Regions from separate parts of the Homo sapiens genome. Here region 2 is linked to region 1. The links are chromatin contacts, found by Hi-C or POLR2A ChIA-PET in ENCODE. All regions are on one chromosome and are shown on one strand. The core of a region is the stretch at or near the end of the contact, and the rest is flanking DNA. Distances in the headings are between cores, read along the strand shown.

Evidence for each region. A loop is a pair of places that touch in the nucleus more often than their neighbours do. ChIA-PET counts read pairs that join two places held with the same protein, here RNA polymerase II (POLR2A). Pooled maps may share reads with other maps.
Region 2: a map of endothelial cell of umbilical vein shows a loop between it and region 1 (3-fold over the local background). The contact joins two enhancer-like sites. A Hi-C loop is called at or near these places in 1 of 168 maps with a recorded cell type or tissue (endothelial cell of umbilical vein) and 6 of 50 pooled maps. POLR2A ChIA-PET finds 5 or more read pairs at or near these places in 1 of 52 experiments (activated naive CD4-positive, alpha-beta T cell).

What each region holds. Positions count from the first base shown.
Region 1 is chr2:12,553,354-12,556,734 of GRCh38, reverse strand. The region is part of intron 4 of MIR3681HG (MIR3681 host gene); the gene reads right to left. Among named protein-coding and RNA genes, the nearest start is that of TRIB2, 160 kb to the left of the region's middle. Within about 2 kb of position 1,618, at least 5 of the 41 ENCODE cell types and tissues checked have a DNase peak (open chromatin) inside an H3K27ac peak, as active enhancers do.
Region 2 is chr2:12,855,760-12,859,140 of GRCh38, reverse strand. No RefSeq gene overlaps it. Among named protein-coding and RNA genes, the nearest start is that of MIR3125, 120 kb to the right of the region's middle. RefSeq lists a cis regulatory region at 1,973-2,136. Within about 2 kb of position 1,705, at least 6 of the 41 ENCODE cell types and tissues checked have a DNase peak (open chromatin) inside an H3K27ac peak, as active enhancers do.

The DNA of each region.
Region 1 (3,381 bases), core at 369-2,868:
GGTGACTGAGAGGACCACATGCAACCCCACTTATCAGGGACATGTTTTTTCCTCTCTGGAAATGACAGAACAAAGATTACAAAGGCTGAGAGATATTGGCCTGAGGAGTGGGACGTTCACTTAGCTCCTTCTTTTCTGTAAACACTTATAAATTGGACTGACATTTTTCCAAATATTCTCCTGTAAACGGCAGGTAGATCGTTTCTGCTATTGATTGTCTTATTTATAGCTAACAAAATGCATACATTAGTTAGGAGAGAGGAATGAAAATAGTCTGTCAATTACTTTTGTGCTCACAAACTATGCTAGACATTTCAAGTTCTTCATTCAAAATTCCATAGCATCTGTTTAAGATAGTAGCTACTTACTTCATCTCACAGGTGTGCCACTAAGGCTTAGAAAGGTGAAGCATCTCGCCAATGTCACATAGGTAGTAACTGGAAGAATCAAAGCTTAATCCAAAGTTGCTTGGCTGCAAACTTATTTTTGGGTTTTCAAATGTGCACTAAAAGCACTGGCTAGGCTGGTTGGGGAGAAACCGAAGAAGAGGAACTCATGTAGAACAGGGAAACTATTGGACCAGCCAAAGCTGCTTAACCTTTTCTGCTGTAATAAAATGTTCAAGGGTACCATGGCCTTAGTCAGCGGCATCTGAATCCACTCTTACGAAGCTGTGATTCTGTGACATGCTTGATAGACACTTATCTGAGTCTATCAATTAAAGCTTCAGCAAACTCTGTCCAGATGTATTTTCATCTATAGTTTTAAGACAAATTATTATTTAATGTCAGTCTTTTTTCCTGTAAATGTGTACACCATGCTAAGTGCTTTACATGCTTAGCATCGGTCAATCTTCACAACAGCTCTGTGCTGTGGCTTGTTATCCTCATCCAACAGATGTGAAAACCAAGGATCCTTCCAAGCTTGCACGGCCAATTTTGGTGGAACCACAATTAAGATGCAAGTTGGTTTAACTCTGAAACCTGTGTTTCTTCATGAAATTGTGCCACGATTTCATTAGGAGAAGCCCTCTTGCAGGCCCCTTTCGTATTTAACGAATAATCCATACTTCATGGTTTCTGCTGCTTTTCTTTTCCTGGAGGATTTTATTAAGAAATCCATTTGTCTTTGCACCCTGGGAGCTGCTTCCTCCTGCTGTCTGACTCAGGCTTTTCAGCCTATTTGCACCTCAAATCCCTCATTAGGGAATCCAGGCTGGGGAGAGTTCTAGGCACAGTTTAAAAGGTTTTGCTCCCCCCACCCTGCCCGCCCACCCCTTCCTATTTTTGCTTTTATTTTTAACTGCACTTCTTTCTGACAGGAACTCTGTTTGTCCTGACTTGAGTCTGATGTTATGAGTCACTGGGGAGATATAATATGCTGATTGCTGAACCAGGTTATTATTTTTTCTTTTTCTATGACTCATTCTCTTCAAAATCTCTAATTTATGATAAAAGTCAGTAAGATGTAAGCACAGAAAATGTTCCTAATGGGCTGTCTTATTAGGTTTGGGCCCACTTTGTCTAGTTTAACTCTTGAGATGAACAATGTAATTCAGTGTCCCCCTTAGAAAGATCTGGGGCCGGTGGGCCATGGCTCCTCCCACACCACTGCCAGGCAGGGCAATGAGCAGTGCTAGGGCTCCACTCATAGGAAGAGTTCAACCTGTGGACCCAGTTGAAAGAAGAGAAAGCTTCTGATGAGATACTACTAGTGCTGCCCACATATGTGCATCACAAGGACATAGAGCCATAAAAACCTATCCTGCTTTACAATGTTTCTAATGAAGGAACATTATAAGTCATCATCCCCTTAAAATGCCACCCCAAAATGGGGCAAACGCATATGCAAAATACAAACATAGCTCACAAGATGACAGTGTAAACTAAGAAAATCTACTCAGACGTAGAAAGAGATGGGGATTTTTTATGATCCACTTTGTTATGTAAACAAAGAGTCAGACTGTTAGACCAGGACAAGATTTTCAAGGTCTCATTCAATGCACGACCACTTTTCATAGCCCCTTGGACAGATGCAGCCAGTAATGGGGAGCTCCCTGTGTTCTCAACTATTTAACCATTTGAAGTTCATTGGTGAATAATTGAACACTTACCCTGTGCCCCGATGTCTCCTAGGAACCAGAGATGCAAATGTGATAATGATGTCTCTAAACTGCCCTGGTCTTAGGAGGACAAACTCCTGACTCTTCTTCAGCAACCCCCGCTGTGTCCCTTCTTAGCCTTGCCCAAGCCTGTTTAACCTGCGCCGGACCCACAGCATGAGGCTGAGGCAGCTTCTAAGCTGCTATAGATGTGGCCTTTAGTCCGCTGGGTTGCTCTTTTGTGTCAGCCTCTGCCTGGTGACACAGCTTGTCAGTGCCACTGCTTGGGATCTGCCGCAGTGCAGCAGCTGGAATGAATCACACGCCTCTTCCAATTTCAGTGGTCTTCTGTTGTTATGGACTGAGTTCTGTCCCCCTAAAATCCGCATGTGGAAGTAGTCGTAACCCAATGTGACTGTATTTAAAGATAGGGTCTTTAAGGAGATAATTAAGCTTATTTAATTTTTTATTCATGTAAGTTTACAGGATATAAGTGTAATTTTTTTGCATGTATAGATTACATAGTGGTCAAGTCAAGGCTTTTAGGGTACCCATTGCCTGAATAGCATACGCTGTACCATTAAGTAATTTCCCATCCTCTACCAATTTAATTAAGTTTAAATGCTGTCAAAAGAGTGGGAAGCTAATCCGATAAGACCTGTGTCCTTATTAAAAGAGGAAGAGACACCAGGAATGTGCAAACAAGGATGAAAGGTCACATAAGGACACAGTGAGAAGGTGACCATCTGCAAGCCAGGAAGAAGCCAACCCTGCTTCACCTTCATCTTCAACTTTTATCCTCTAGAACTATGAAAAGATTAATCAAGTCACTCAATTTGTGGTATTCTTTTCCAGCATCCCACGGGGGACTACCACACCTCTTTATCATCATTCTCTTGTCCAACAGAAACTCTTTTTGGGGAGATAAATGTCTTGGTCTTGGCCATCAGGCCAGGTTCCATCTTACTCCATCTAGCACCAAATGGACATCCATGTTGTTTGTCTTGATTTGGTGCAGAAGTAATGGTGGTGTTTGCATTGTGCAATTTGATCTTTGATATTGGAATACATTCTGAAACAAATGTGGTTATGTTACACATCATTCTAATGTGCATTTCTCACTTTATGTTTTTTTGCTAATGACTTATTACTTGCTGTTTATTTTATATTTATTTTAGACTATGAAAATTATGTTAGACAAAAAGCAAATTCGAGAGATTTTATTTGAGTTCAAAATGGGTTGTAAAGCATCAGAGACAACTTGCAACATCAATAACGCA
Region 2 (3,381 bases), core at 456-2,955, 300 kb before region 1:
TGAGAACATAGTAAGAAGCAGATGTCTGTAAGCCAAGGAGAGAGGCCCCAGGAGAAACCAACCCTGGCAACACCTTGACCTTGGATTTCTAGTCTCCAGAGAAAATAAATTTCTGTTGTTTAAGCTATTCAGTGTGTGGTATTTTGTTATGGCAGCCCCAGCCAACTAATAAAACTTCCAGGCTCACTCACATGGCTGTGGGCAGTGATTGTAGACTGCTGTTAGGAAGGGACATTTTTTTCTTTGTTAGGTAAGCCTTTCCATAGGGCAGCTCACAACATGAAACCTGCCATATGTGCATGTATGACAGAGCAAAGGAAGAGAAGGACCAGGAGAGGAAAAGAGAGAATAAGAGAAAGAGAGAGATGAAAGCCAAAGTCTTTTCACAACCTAATATCAGAAGAGATATCTCATTTATTTGCTGTTTTCAGTTAATTAGAAGTGAGTCAGTAGGTCCAGTCAACTCTCAAGGAGAGAGGATTACACCATGGTGTGAATATATGAGGGTGAGGATATCGTTCAGTTTATTGTCCACAGAAAGGCCAAAGTAAACTCTTTAAAAATGGCAATCATGTTCCTCCCAGATTGAAAAGTGGATCATAACTTTCTATGGTCCTCCAATAAAACCAACACTTCCTTTTTCTGTGGTTTTAAGACATGTCATGATTAGACTTCTTGCTCACCTCTTTAGCTTACTAACTGCCCTCCACCATATCACCTTGTTTTACATTTTTATTCTTCAAACATATTTAATTCTTCCACAACTCTGGAAATTTGTCTTTGCTTCTCCTTCTGCTTGGAGAGATCATCCTCAGATGTCCCCAGAAATTACCTCCTTTCTATTAGTCAGGTCTCAATATCACTTCCTGAGAGTGACCTTTGCCAGATATCCTCAGGTTGTTACACTGCCCCTGGCCACTTCTTATCACATTACCTAATTTCATTTTCTTCACTTGCCTATTTACTTGTTTATTGTTAGGTACTTCCACTGGAATATATGCCCATTCTTGTTCAGTTTAGTGACCTGATCCCTGGAGCAGTGCCAGACACATGCTACATATACATCAAACATGCTTGAACAGTTTATGGATGGTCTGAGTCAAGGAAGAAGGCCCTGATGCTAGGCTGGGGAGGCAGGATGACGTTTTATAAGGCCATTTTTGAACCTGGGTATAATATGTTGAAAAAAAGATCTAAAGGCACCAGGAAGCAGGTGGAAGAGTGATTAGTGGGGCAAAACCTGGAGAGAGCCCGAATGCAGAGTTGGGATTGCAGGCAACAGGGGCAATGGCAGTGGGAAGGATGGGCCTTGGCATTTTTTTTAAACCATATTTTATGGAAATATTTCTATATGTTTGTGCCTGAGTATCCCTGGCAGGAATGCAAATAAATATCTACTTTCCATTTTGAATATGACAGGGTTCATGCAATTCTATTTCTAGCCAATTCTGGCTTCTTCAAAAGAGAATGGCTATGCAGACATTGTCATAAACATGGAAGGGACTTTGTCACAAAGAGTAGGCACCTTTATCCCTTTGTTTTAAAACATATGTCCCCATAATTCTCATGCATTTGATACATATTCTGTTTGCATATTTTGAATTCCCAGAAAAATTTGTTATGTCTCTTCACTATGTACTGAGTCATAAATAGTGTACTTCTATAAACACATCAGCAAGATAGAAAAAAAAGTATGAATCGTGCTCCCAATGCCTTGGCCCTGCCACTCAGTCCTCTTAGTTTCCTATGTCTCCTTAAGAGAGGCAACAGAGAAATAAAGGGAGAAAGAGAAGCGAGAGAGAAAGAGAGAGAAATTGAGAGAGAGAAAGAGGCAGGGGAAAGAAAGAGGTTGGTGTTAATTTTGATTCTCTCTCTGGAGTGGTTGTTACCCTGTAGACAAGAATTTTATCCTGGCATGGCATTTAAAACAGGAAGTTTAAGCTACATAGCTGTGGTTTTTTGGCCTAGAATTGGGCCAACCTTTCCTTCCTTTTAGTGACTCAGATCATATACTTTTTAGAGCTAGAAAGAAACCCACTTCAGCCTCAGTTACCTGATCTGAATAAGGAAGTGGTTGAACCAGATAAGGTTTAAGAAACCCAGATCATAAAAGCCTGTGATTCTAAGCATCTGCAAGCACACGTGCACACACACACACACACACACACACAATCAGCAAGGTTCTGCTTGGAAAGCCTTGTGCATGGTACACACTCAATAAACATTTGTTTATTTGATGTTGTTTGATCTTATCTAATACAGCATCATCTGCTTTCCATTTCCAAAAAGGATGTGGATTGTTCAGCTCCTTATCCTTGCTAATTAATTCAATTCCTTCTTTTCATGGACAAAATGCTATGCGTGCACAGAGGAGGGAGGTACGAGTTTAGTAGGGACAGCTAAAAAGGAAGCTCCACAGAAGAGGTGATATTTCAGTCCTGAGGCATAAGTAGAAGTTTGACAAACAAAAAGAGATGAGGAAAGGCATCTGAGGACAAGAGAACAATCTAGTACAAAAACTTGAGGTATATGGGTCTGGTATATTAGGGAATCCTGAAATGTGGGGTGACTGAAGAGATGTTCAGGAAATTAGACCATACAGACAATGGACATGTTTTGTATTTGCCCATCTGCTGTCTGTTCCCCTCTCTGCTAACATCCCTTCATCTCTCTGGGAACTTCTTCCATCCCTCTCAGGCTTGTGTGTTGGGTTAGCCTGACCCCTACCCCCGGTCTCTACAGAAAGATGTGTGTCCCAAGTCCGGCCAGCCACAGCACTGAATCCCTCCACTCTCCAGGTTTATAAATTACTCAAGTAGGACCAATCCTACTCAATGGAATCAGGATTCCCTACTAAAGCAAATGGGAAGGAAGAACTGTTGCTCTGTGGACATCGCTAAAAGGGTAGCCTGAGGCTGTAGGTGGCTATTTTGCCAATACCTGCAGTAACCCCACCTGAGAATACAGCCATCATCACATAAGCAAAGCAGAACCAAGAGAGATTCTTGGTGAAATGCTTTCATCACCTGCTTCAGATTTCTCAAAGGGAGAGCTACTGTCATTCTGGGTAAATTTTTTAAAAATCCTCCTTGGGTGGGATGTTTTGCCCACTGCCCCACCTGCACATCCTTGGCAGATGCCCTGAACGCCACCCCCCACCCAGTTGTGATAAAGCACCCTCATGTGTTTCCAAATAGCCCCTATGGAGATGGCGTTGCCACAGGGAAGAACCTGATCTGTATGCAGTCTTGCCTACCTTGGTAGTTCAAAAGTCTATTTTTTTTTTTTTCAGTTTGGTTTTGGTTTGGCAGCTTGAACTGGGTTTCTGTCACTTGCAAGTAAAATGTTCTAACTACTTCAAAGAAGTAGGGGTCAAATGGT